4 separate regions of the Homo sapiens genome follow, and all the other regions are linked to region 2. A link is a contact called in ENCODE Hi-C or POLR2A ChIA-PET data. All regions are on one chromosome and are shown on one strand. The core of a region is the stretch at or near the end of the contact, and the rest is flanking DNA. Distances in the headings are between cores, read along the strand shown. Region 1 has its middle 72 kb from the start of LINC02817. Region 2 holds the start of LINC01655 (long intergenic non-protein coding RNA 1655). Region 3 holds the start of TAF1A-AS1 (TAF1A antisense RNA 1). Region 4 has its middle 9.5 kb from the start of TRT-TGT2-1.

Region 1 (3,074 bases), core at 491-2,990, 580 kb before region 2:
GAAGCCCGGGCACCCGGCTGTATGAGATGTCAGTCACCCCCTACTGGGAGGTGTCTCCCAATTAGGCTACTCGGGGGTCAGGGACCCACTTGCGGAGGCAGTCTGTCCGTTCTCAGACCTCAAACTCCATGCTGGGAGAACCACTACTCTCTTCAAAGTTGTCAGACAGGGACGTTTAAGTCTGCAGAAGTTTCTGCTGCCATTTGTTCAGCTATACCCTGCCCCCAGAGGTGGAGTTTACAGAGGCAGGCAGGCCTTGTTGAACTGTGGTGGGCTCCACCCAGTTCGAGCTTCCTGGCTGCTTTGTTTACTTACTCAAGCCTCAGCAGTGGCAGACACCCCTCACCCAGCCTTGCTGCTGCCTTGCAGTTCGATCTTGGACTGCTGTGCTAGCAGTGAGCAAGGCTCCGTGGGCATGGGACCTGCTGAGCCATGTGCAGGATATAATCTCCTGGTGTGCCGTTTGCTAAGACCGTTGGAAAAGTGCAGTATTAGGGTGGGAGTGTCTCGATTTTCCAGGTACTGTCTGTCACGGCTTCCCTTGGCTAGGAAAGGGAATTCCCCGACCCCTTGCGCTTCCTGGGTAAGGCGATGCCCTGTCCTGCTTCAGCTCACACTCTGTGGGCTGCACCCACTGTCCAACAAGTCCCAGTGAGATGAACCTTGTACCTCAGTTGGAAATGCAGAAATCACCTGTCTTCTGTGTCTCTCACGCTGGGAACTGTAGACTGGAGCTGTTCCTATTTGGCCATCTTGGAGGGAGCTATGAAACAAATGTCTTTAAGAGTGCTAACACTTCAGCCTAAGACTGCAGGTGGGAATTCATGAAAATTAATTGCTAAAATCCTGATGGAATGGAATAGCAGAATGAGATAGCTGTGTTTTCTTTATACAGTATTTAAGCCATATTTCTGCATAGCTAGGGACTGTGCAAGTGTTTTTCTTTGCTTCTGATACCACAGTTACAAAGGATTCCACTGGTGCCACTCAGGAAACAGTGAAGTATTTCTGTGTCCTGTGTTTCAATTCCTGACATCTTAAAGATGGCGGCTGCCATCGTTTTCTACAGTATCTCAAGCTCATTCTCCACCAGATGGCAGCACTGAAGTTCAGAGGCCTTCAGCACAGAGCCTCCTTGCCTGGTGAATACAAATGCAAAGCTTTAAGCTCCTTCACACAAGTTAGACTCTCATTCTCTCTCCTACCTCCCCTCCCCCACTGAAGGCAACCCCTTCCAATAATCAGCCTTCTAGACTAAAATAGAAGCTTTTAACATTTTAATGTCTTGTCACATTACTCACCAGTCTCATCTAGGTCCAGGAAACCATTTCCTGGAGGCCTCTTTTTTATTTGTGTTCATTAGCTGCGCTAATACATTCTCTTGGAAACCACAGTTTAATAAATTTCATAGCGCATAACCAGTGGACTTAATGAATATTAGTCACTCGGAGCAATTTTTGTTTATTCAGCTTCTCTTTCCTCTCCTCCCTTCCCCTACCCCAGACCTCATTCTGTGGAATGATAATAATACACAGAGAGCTGGCTGGTTACAGAAGACTCTAAAAACAAGAAGAAAAAGGATCTTTCTGAGCTCACACCTGTTTTAAGGTTTGTTATCCTTAAAACGAAAAGCTGTAGGGATTCACTCAGCTCTTTCCTTGTAGCTCCCAGTGGACTTTGCTGTTAAACCACAGGGAGGAGCCCAGCCTTCAGAGCACTTAAAAGTACTTATGTCAAATCCATCCCATTCTTCCGGCCTCCGTTTCTCAATCCAGCCACCATTCCCAGGGGCTGGAGCACATTACAAGGCATTCACTTCATATGAATGGGCACACACAGACTTTTTCACCATTTCGATATGTCTAACATTTGCAGGCACATCCTGTAGGCTGCCTGAAACAGCCTTAATTTCAATTTACTGTCTCCCCAAGGATCTTGCCATTCTGCGGAAAGTAGAAAACTCAATGGTCGTTTCTCCTCTCCGACCTCTCACCCCAGGCTCTCTCTGCCCTCCTCCTCTTTCAAGGAAAAGCTGTATTGGGAGGAACATTTTGCTCCAGATGAATAGAATGAAGTTTTGATGCTTCTAACAGCACGTATGATCTTTTATTTTTAAAAAATAATGAGCAAGTTACATCAGATTACCACATTTGGAAACTGTTCAAAGTCGGCATACAAAGCCCAGTAAATGCTGTCTTGGGTCCTCCTGGAATATGATTACACAAGACAGCATGAAATCATAGTCTTGAAGTTTTACGTTGTCGTTTGTAACCCGCTAGGTCTAACTCTATATAACTTTTTAGTATGGAAATTTCCAAATATGTATACAACTTGAGAAAATACTGTAATGAACCTCAAGGTACCTGTCCTTTAACTTTCACATTAATCAACATTTGGCCAATCTTATTTTATCAAATCCTCTTCTCACACATGCCTGTCTTTTTTGCTTGGAGATTTAAAAACAAATGACAGATGTGTCTTTTTCTCTGTAAACAGTTTGGCATGCTTTGCTAGCTGATAAGAGCTTTCTATTTTTAGCATAATCACCATGCCAATATCACACTTAACATAATTAATGGTAATTCCTTAGTCATCTAATACCTAGTCCATTTTAATTTTTTTCCTGATTACCTCAATATTTTTTTTACTAGTTCAGAATCCAAACAAGACCCACTCATTGCATTAGTTGTTTTTTCCTTAAGTCTCTTTTGTTTTGCAACAGGTCCTCCTCCTTCTTCTCCTCTTCCTCCTCCTCCTCCTCTTCCTTCTCCTTCTCTAGTTTTATGCCATAGATCTGTTGGTTATACCAAGATTTTTGTCTATAGAAATATTTCATACTGTACATTTGACTGATTGTTTCCTTGTGGTGTCATTGAATTTGTTCTTGTACTGTTAGGGATATTTCTGGCAGAGAAAAAGTTAGCTGAGTTTTTCACTCTTATACTGAATAAAAACCAGTAGAATACAGAGGGAAATCCTCATTTTGCTTTGGCATCTGGAGCTACACTTACTGTTAATTCATTCAGCAAATATTAATTAGCTCTTGTAATGTACCAGGCACTGTACTGGGCTTT
Region 2 (2,700 bases), core at 79-2,578:
TTTAGGGGAGAAGGGCAAGAGGAGGTCAGAGAGTGTCCTTACTGCTTCTGCTGTTTTCTAAAATGCCAAGGGGCCATATTTTGGAGCAGCCTGTCCTGAACTCCAACAGCAAAGGTAGAACAGGGCAGAGTGATAGCCTGGTCAGGAAGTGAATGAATGGGACTCACAGCCACACTGATTGTCTCTAGTGACACCAAGAGCTCAGGTGAGGCTAAATCAGCCAGGAACCCCCAGGGGCCCAAAGAGGATGGTCAGGAGTAGGAGGAAGACATCACAAGTCATAGAAAAGAGATAGGAGGGCCGTTTTCTCTGCATATGCCAGTTATAACAGTTGAATTTGCACTCCCCAGTACTCCTAGAGACTCTAACATTGTGAGAAAGCCAATTCTTTCAGAATGTGGAAGACTCGTCAGTTGGACCTGCCAAATCCACCTGTATACTTTGCTATAGTATCAGAAATGATTCTTTTTTATTTTCTCTCTCCCCAAGGACCAAGATGGATTTCCAGCCTGGATGTTTTGGCGGGGATTCTACCCAGCGGTGGGGGGAAGAACCACGTGCCCTTCCAACCTTGCGTCAGCAATCCCATGAGGCCCGCCATGAGTCACTGCCAGTGGCCCAGACTCAGTTGTGTGGAGTCTCACACCCTGGGGCGAAACTAGCTAAGTTCATGGGTCTTTCCTGTCTGTGTTCTCAGTGACTCACCCGAAACAGATAATAACAGTGAGGTTGGGCACACCATGTGACTGGTGCCAGCCAGAACAGGTCATGCTGTTAACCCTTGGATCCCAGGCCACCAACTGCTGACTCCCAGGCCCTGGGACAGGCCCATGACACACTTGAGTGGTATCTCCTTCCTATCTCTCTGGGATACTTGGTCAAGGTTTCAGTTTTGGAAATATGACCTTCCCTTGTAAAGGATCTCAAACTTGGGGTGGTTACTGATAGAGACTGCATCAATAACTATTACCCAGGAGGGGCCCATTGTCCTAAAACACCACCAGAGCACAAGTGAGGAGTTTTCATTCATCAAATTGGGTGTTCTTCAAAGTTTGCCAAGGTGCAGATCCTGACCCCTTTCCTGGTTCTTTCCATCAGTTGGGTGATTCCCAAAGTCTGGGGAAAGAAAGAGAAAGGAGGAATTTAAGAATGGAACAGATGATTTCTCCCACCTCAGACAAGCAGACTGTGAGCTCACCGTGTATCTTAAGTATTTGTGGGCAGGGTCCCAGGCAGGACTGTAACATGTCAGCATATGACTTAAAGGCTTGGTGACAGAACAAGGATCCACCCAGCTCAGCTGCCCTGCCAGGGTGTTCTCATTGCCTCGCCAGCTTCAGATCACTCCCCAGGGATGCTGCATTCATTATGAAAACCTCTGGTCAAGGTTGAAAGCCTGCAGGATATGTACTATGACCTCATAATTCACATGGGATAGTCCAGAGGTCTCTAAGACTCTCCAAAATATTATTATGATGCAACCTTTACCCCATAATATGTGACAGAGCATAACTCAAAATTTAAGTGATCCTTTGCTGACCCTTAATGAGGTTAAAGTGAAAAAACAAAACAAACAAACAAACAAAAGACAAGATGAGCTGAGATGCTGAGGCTGGGCAGTGATCTGAGTGCTGAGGGTTGCTGATTCTTCAAGATACACATTGCTCCAGGTCATGGGGCAGGGTGTATATGTACATATGTGTGTGAGTGTGAGAGAGTGGGGGACTGGGTAGGAGACTGGAGTAGGGAGAGGGATGGGACATGTTGCTATGGAGAGAGAGCAGTGAAACAGGCAGTACGAAAGAATACGATCATGTCAGACAGTCGAGGATCTGGGTCTCAGCCCTGACATTCACTACCCAGGTGGCTTTGACAATTCATGAGTCTTCTCTCTTTCACCTGTAAAGTGGGGTAACAAAGGTAGATTTGTTAAGTGAGGAGATAATATGTGTAATTGCCTAGGAGAGTTCTAGTCACATAGCAGATCATCAGTGGAGGTCCACTCCAATGATGACTGACAACTAGCTGAGAAGTGAATGAGCAAGCCAGGCCAGAAAATTTTATGAACAGTGAAAACTGCAGCCCAAAGTTCTGTGTATTTCTCAACAGGAAAACAGCTGTATCCTATTTTATGGTGTACAAATACTTTCACTTATGTCACCTCATTCTTCCTCTCAGAAACCCTCTAAGGAATTTATTGTAGTGATGAGGAAACTGAGGCCCAAGACCACACAGTCGGCAAGGCTGGAACTGGACCCTAAGTCCTATGCATCTTTATGCTACCCCATGAGGGAGCAGCTGCAAGTCATGAACACACGTCCATCATGCAGCATCATGGGTGTGGCACCCAAAGGATGAGCTGGAAAATGAAACATTATAAAGATTTTGTGTTAACTGCAGAAACTCTAGAAACCAGGCATTGATTCCTCCACTCCAGAAATATTTATTGAGGATCTACAATGTGCTGGGCACTGATCCCAATGCTGAGGATATGTCAATGAACCAACTAAACAAAGCCCGGATTCCTAAGAGACAACAGTAAACAATAAGCATAGTAAGTGAGTAAAGTGTGTCGTATTTTAGAGGGTGTTAAGTGCTTTGGGAAGAGGAAGGAGTAGAGCAGAGTAAGAAGGATCTGGATTGCAGGCCACAGGATGGTTGCAATTTAAAGTAAGTTAATCCAAGTCAACCAGACTAGGG
Region 3 (2,828 bases), core at 108-2,607, 750 kb after region 2:
TACCTATTACAAGATGAGATATCAGTTACTTTCTGTACATCTTAATCCACAGTCTTCTGAGTTGTACAGAAAAACGGCTATCTTTTTATCTAATAAATATAATTTGATTAGCAAAATGCATTATACCTGTCAGCTCTTTTAAAGTAAAAAATGAATTTAACTATGTCAGCAACAGCCAAAATGAATGATCCATTAAAGACCGAACCACTAATGTTTCAAGTCCATGTAAAGATAAATAAGATACTGCCCCTCTAATTTAAAAAATCTCAAGTCTAGACGAAGAAACAGCAAAACGTATAATAACAAAACAATATGAAAAGTACAGTAAGAATAGAAGTAGCAGCTAATATTTATTAGGCCCTTACTATGCACTAGAAGTATAAATTATCTAATTTAATCCCCACAGCAATCCTGAGGTGGGTACTATTACTTTCTTCCATGTGAAGGTTGAAAAAACTGAGGGGCTTAGTGAAATGATGGAACCTGCCTAACATCACAAAAAATGGTGAGGACGATAGTCTAGGAAATAGAACACCAAACTACTTGGCATGACTAGAATTCGAGGTGCGTGTGGAGGAGGGGTGCGGAAGGTGAGAAACGAACCTAGAAAAATCATCATAAGCCAAGGTGAGTTTAGACTTACTCCTAAAGATGCTCAGGGCCCCTTCCTCATTACCCATATGAAATCGAGTATTAGTGCCCCTGATACTACCTCCAAATTTCCCCTATTTCCCCTCTTCAATCCTACAGCACTACTCTAGTTCAAGACCCCTTCAAACAGTGCCTAGATTACCGCATCAGCTTTCTAAACAATTACCCTGGCTCAGATTTTGCATCTCTGCATTATACCCAGAGTAAACCTTCTAAATTCAAAGCATGTGGCTAGGAGTATGAATTATAAGTAACAACTGAATTTGAATCCGACCCATCACGTGTTTTCAGGAGTAGTTACACAAATCCTCCCTTTCCAAATCCTCAAAAACCCAAATTGGTGACCCGCAGTTGCCACGGCAACCAAAGCTTCTCTATCCCCTTCTTTCGTTTTCAGACCCCAAGGGTTTCAGGTATTAGGAGGAAATATCAGGAGAACATGGATGAATCCTGACACACCCCTTCCCGTTCCATTTAAACGCAGGAACCACGGGCGATATCTGCGGCACTTACCCGCCTAAATTTAGAGCTCCTCAGTAAAGCTAAACTCAGTCTCCGACTCCGGCCCACGTGAAGAAATTCCCACCGGAAGACGAGTTAGGAGAGCTTTATATGAGCAGGCGCTAAACCTGGTTTAGGTATTTAGGCAGCGCGCGGCCCGGCTCGTAACTCCTCCTGCTGCAGCAGGCGTATCGTTGGCCTCGCCTCGACCCCGGAAGTGACTTCTGGAAGTGACCCAGGAAGTGACAGTGAGCTGCCTCTCTGCGATTGGTTTTGCCCGAGTTTTATTTTTGTCTGTCTCAGCTAGAAAGTGGGAGACTTTCATTTAAAATGGAAATTGGGGCGAGGGGTTGGCGGCTGGGCGAAGGGAGCATTCAAAAGCGGAGAATGTCACTTTACCCGAGAAATTCACTACGATGGGCCATTGGTTTCTGCTCGGCTCGCAGGCGCACTGCACGAGTGGAGGTGTGGCTAGTGGCTGTGATGAGATAAATCCATGCATAGCCTTTTCATTGCGAGCTTGAAAGTTCTTTTCTATTACAGTTTTAGCTTTAGGTTTAATTGGTTCGACTGCCTTCTCCACAATTTGGGCGAGAATTTCCTTTGCCTTCTCAGCAAAAGTTGTTCTGCGGACCCGTCTGGGTCAACTTTCATGAGGGACATTGAGACAAACAAATGAAATATGGGTTAAAGGTAAGATGGTTAAACCGTGTGAAATGAGAGACAGTTGAGGGGTTCTAGGGAAGATGATCCCGGAAAAGGACTGCAGGCCCATGGAAACGCAGTGTGCTTCTCCAATATTTGGAGGGCTGATCAGTGAAAGAAGGATCAGACCCTTTTTCTTAGCAGCAGAGAACAGAACTAGGACTAATAAGTGAAAGGTAAAGGGAGGCTGCTTTCAAGTCACAGCAAGAAAGAATTTTGTCCACAAATGAGGATGCACAAATATAGCATAGGCTCCCCCAGGAATCACTGAGTTTCCTCTGTGTAGGTGAACAGTTTGAGTAGAATCGGAGTATCGGAGAGGAAATTAAAGGGTCTGGTAAGAGTTTGAGGCCGGGCGCGGTGGCTCATGCCTGTAATCCCAGCCCTTTGGGAGGCCGAGGCAGGCGGAAAGTTTGAGCTCAGGAGTTCGAAACCAGCCTAGTCAACATGATGAAACCCCGTCCCTACAAAATAAAAATAAAAAAAAATAAGCTGGGGTGATGATGCATGCCTCTAGTCCCAGCTACTCGGGAGGATGAGGTGGGAGGATCACCTGAGCCCAGGGAGGTCGAGGCTGCAGTGAGCTGTGATCACCCTACTGCACTCCAGCCTGGGCGACAGAATGAGACCCTGTCAAAAAAAATTTTGTACATGGATTCCTTAAAATGCTACAAATAGTTGATTCTATGTTGTCTTCTGCATAAAACAATATGCAGTAGTTAAGGACTTGCAAGAAAAGTTCCTTCTGCTGCTCTCTCTGTCATTAGTTCTTGAGTCCTCACTCAAGCTTGTGCTCTAACTCTACAGGCAGGGCTAACATAAATTATGCGTAGTCCAGGAGACCACACACAAAATAACATACATAATCATTACTTTCTTGTCTAGAGGCTTAGTCTGGCTACTTTTCTCCCATTGGCTTGAGGTGTAAATTCACCAAAACCAGCCCAGAAATGATTTTACATGGAAAAAAG
Region 4 (2,991 bases), core at 231-2,730, 610 kb after region 2:
GCATTAAATAGAGGAAACTAATCTTCCTAAAGTGCTGGTATCGTGCTTGCTGTTCCAACCCTGATAGCCATCATTACATTATTACAAGTCAAGCTGAAGGGCAGGAGAATAAATTGTAAGAATTTATTAAGCGTGGGTAGGGACCGAGTCTGGGCAGCCACAAGCAAAAATGGGAAAGGGATTCGCATGGTGGGAATGGCATTTGCCCATCTCCATTTTCGAGGCCTCTCTCTGGGTTCAACAGTTCTTCTAAGATCACATATGGCTGTCTGGCCACTTTAGTTGTAAGCTTTCTCTGCTTCCAAGAGATGTGAACTCATTTCAAGCAGCTCATTGGCAGCCCTCCTGCCCATTCTATGCATATTTTACAGAGGAGAGCTTTGAAGCTTAAGCAAAATGGCATTTGCAAGGTCACAGAGCTCACTGGTGGCAGAGCTGGGATACAGGACTATTGGATTCAAAGCCCCCCACCCACTCTTTACCTCCCTCCCCTTTCTAAAGCATGACCCACTGGAGCTTTCACGGTGGGGGCTATAGATTGTGGAAAAAAGTGGCAACATGACTGTGAACTTGCATCTGATCCAGTGATTCCAAATTCCCTTACAATTGAGGCAGAGACTCCGCCAAAGGGACTGGTGAGCCCTGTGACTGGCCCCATCACCATGACAACACTCCTGTTCCAGCGCCTCAAGGGATCTCCACTCTCCTACCTTCTCACGTAGGTGGGAAAGGTGGCGTCCTCACCTACATGTACGGCCAGGACTCCCATAATTTAAGAAGAGCCAGCTAGATCACTAAAATGGTCTCCATGCTACACGTTACAACTGCACATCTCAGCACCCAAAGCCTTCACTGGAGAGAGAAAACCGTGCCTGGGTGACTCGTGACTCGACATTGGCTCCGGACGTGTCAGTACAGAGGAACGTCGGTACCGGATCCCAGACATAGGGCTGAGCCCAGCTGGTTCTCATTCTCTTCTGGGGCCAGGCCTGCTGCTGGTTTCATTTAATTGAATATTTTGATTGTTTGATTTCTGTAGCCAGAAGCCTGTAGGCAGTAAATGCCCTTTTCCATCAGTTCAAGAAAGAAAATGTACCTGCCGAGGTAGTATCTGCTTCGCTGAGCTGCTGACTTATTTTAAGAACTAAATCTTTCCTGTTACTATATTTTTCACTCTGGGGTGTGCGCGCTCCAAGACTGACAGTAACTCAGGTCTAGGACAGGAGCGTCCTCTCGGCGATGACTTAGCGCCACCTACTGACCACTTGCTCAACAGCGGCCACGTTCAGCAACCACGGTGATCTCGACAGACACGAAAATGTTCTGTGCTCTCAACGAGAAGTTCTGCATGTATTCTTCCCTTCTCACATAGCAGAGCTTGCCTAGCAGAATTGTGCTCCTTTTATTTTTTAATATAAGTAAGTTAAGACACAGGGCTCCAGCAAGAAAGCTGAGCAAGTTCTCCATTTGGCAACTGTTTCATACTTCCCGACTTTGGCGGCTGTCATTTATAAATGATGAGCTCATGAGTGAGGAGGCTGATGCAACCCCCAGGGGCCCAAAACACAAGCATGGAGAAAGACAGCCCTCCTGTGGGATCTGATGCAATCGTCTTGTCTTCTTTAGGCTTTGATACCAGTGTTTCTAAACTTTAGGTGCAAGATTATCCTCACAGCACCTCTAAGGAGTATAAACCCCAGGGTTATTACTTACCGGTTACCACAGCAACTCATATGTAAAGAGTTGGAAAGTCCTTCCTCTGTGGTGATTGAGAGTAGACATGGAGCTGTTTGCAACCCCCTAAACACATTGCCCCCTTGCCACACAATAGCAAAAATTGAGAATTATCATCCTGTCACCACCCAGTGGCTCTGGGCCCTCAAGCTCCCAATTACTTACAGATATCTACAGCAGAGTCTCTTGACCTTCGCACCATCGGGTCAGATAGGTCTTTGTTGTTGGGAGGCTGCCTGCGCATTATGAGCATTTAGTAGTATCCTTGGCCTCTACCCACTGGTGTCACTGGCACCCCACCACTGTCCCCAAACCTCCACCCCTGTTATAACAATCAAAATACCTATAGACATTGCCAAATGTTTCCTGGGGGTACAAAATCACCTCTGCTTAAGAACCACCTATCTGGAAGGCAAATACATGGAATATAAGAAGAACAACAACAGTAATAATTACTAGTACTGCTATCATTTAAAAGGTAAAATTGCACCACCAGCTAATGGATAAGTCATCGGCTTCCTAAAAGGCACTAATTACGTGCTGAGACTTTTATGGCCTTATCTTATTTAGTCTTCACAACCAAGAAACCAGTCTGTGTTGACAAAACATTCACATTACAAGGAAACTGAAGATCAGAGATGCCAAGTAACTTGGCCAAGGGTGCAGAGCTGTCAGTGGCTGAACTACCATTTGAAACCAGACTTTCCTGACTGTAAAATCTGAGCCTGTCACCACCTCCAGATCCTGAGGTCACATAGCACAGATAGTTCTGGAACAGTCCTCACTCTCAAAAGTTCTGCCAGAGTATGCTAGCACTATTCAAATAATATATCTAGATTTAGATTTAAAGACATAAAGACTGTAGCTATCCTCTGTAAGAAATTGACCCAAAGTGTGACTGCTGTGGAGGTTTTCCAATAGGGGAATAGAGCGGGCCAGAGTCTTGGCCAGTAATTGACTGTATGGCCTTTATTTGGGGTCAGTTACTTAAGCTCTTGAAGTCTCTTCTTGTTCATATATAAGATAAAAAATTTTGTCAGAGCAATGGTACTCAACTCTGGCTGCACATTAAAATCACTTGGGTAGCTTTTTGCCATGGTTTGGATCTGTGTCCCCACCCAAATCTCATGTAATCCCCAATGTTGGAGGTGGGGCCTGGTGTGAGGTGGGATTGGATCATGGGGGCAGATTTCCCCCTTGGTACTGTCCTCAAGATACTGAGTTCTCATGAGATCTGGTTGTTTAAAAGTATGTGGC

Evidence for each region. A loop is a pair of places that touch in the nucleus more often than their neighbours do. ChIA-PET counts read pairs that join two places held with the same protein, here RNA polymerase II (POLR2A). Pooled maps may share reads with other maps.
Region 1: a loop to region 2 is called in a pooled map, with 8 times the contacts of the local background. The contact joins the enhancer-like site here to the promoter of LINC01655 in region 2. A Hi-C loop is called at or near these places in 1 of 168 maps with a recorded cell type or tissue (ascending aorta), 3 of 37 single-sample maps with no recorded cell type and 2 of 50 pooled maps. POLR2A ChIA-PET finds 5 or more read pairs at or near these places in 1 of 52 experiments (PC-9).
Region 3: a loop to region 2 is called in a pooled map, with 2.9 times the contacts of the local background. The contact joins the promoter of TAF1A-AS1 here to the promoter of LINC01655 in region 2. A Hi-C loop is called at or near these places in 2 of 37 single-sample maps with no recorded cell type and 4 of 50 pooled maps.
Region 4: a map of naive thymus-derived CD4-positive, alpha-beta T cell shows a loop between it and region 2 (5-fold over the local background). The contact joins the enhancer-like site here to the promoter of LINC01655 in region 2. A Hi-C loop is called at or near these places in 3 of 168 maps with a recorded cell type or tissue (PC-9, chondrocyte and naive thymus-derived CD4-positive, alpha-beta T cell), 6 of 37 single-sample maps with no recorded cell type and 10 of 50 pooled maps. POLR2A ChIA-PET finds 5 or more read pairs at or near these places in 2 of 52 experiments (H1 and activated CD8-positive, alpha-beta memory T cell).

The regions. Positions count from the first base shown.
Region 1 is chr1:221,262,858-221,265,931 of GRCh38, forward strand. No RefSeq gene overlaps it. Among named protein-coding and RNA genes, the nearest start is that of LINC02817, 72 kb to the right of the region's middle. Within about 2 kb of position 1,741, at least 2 of the 41 ENCODE cell types and tissues checked have a DNase peak (open chromatin) inside an H3K27ac peak, as active enhancers do.
Region 2 is chr1:221,839,338-221,842,037 of GRCh38, forward strand. LINC01655 (long intergenic non-protein coding RNA 1655) reads right to left here and starts at 1,329. Exons shown (of 4, transcript NR_125989.1): 1 at 1,199-1,329; 2 at 971-1,116. RefSeq lists enhancers at 14-1,213, 30-109, 480-529.
Region 3 is chr1:222,588,563-222,591,390 of GRCh38, forward strand. It overlaps TAF1A-AS1 (TAF1A antisense RNA 1), which reads left to right and starts at 1,358. Exons shown (of 3, transcript NR_110613.1): 1 at 1,358-1,400; 2 at 1,696-1,845. It overlaps TAF1A (TATA-box binding protein associated factor, RNA polymerase I subunit A), which reads right to left and starts at 1,371. Exons shown (of 11, transcript NM_005681.4): 1 at 1,165-1,371; 2 at 1-3. The coding sequence starts at 1. RefSeq lists enhancers at 1,338-1,871, 1,872-2,404.
Region 4 is chr1:222,454,056-222,457,046 of GRCh38, forward strand. No RefSeq gene overlaps it. Among named protein-coding and RNA genes, the nearest start is that of TRT-TGT2-1, 9.5 kb to the right of the region's middle. RefSeq lists an enhancer at 1,330-1,379. Within about 2 kb of position 1,481, at least 10 of the 41 ENCODE cell types and tissues checked have a DNase peak (open chromatin) inside an H3K27ac peak, as active enhancers do.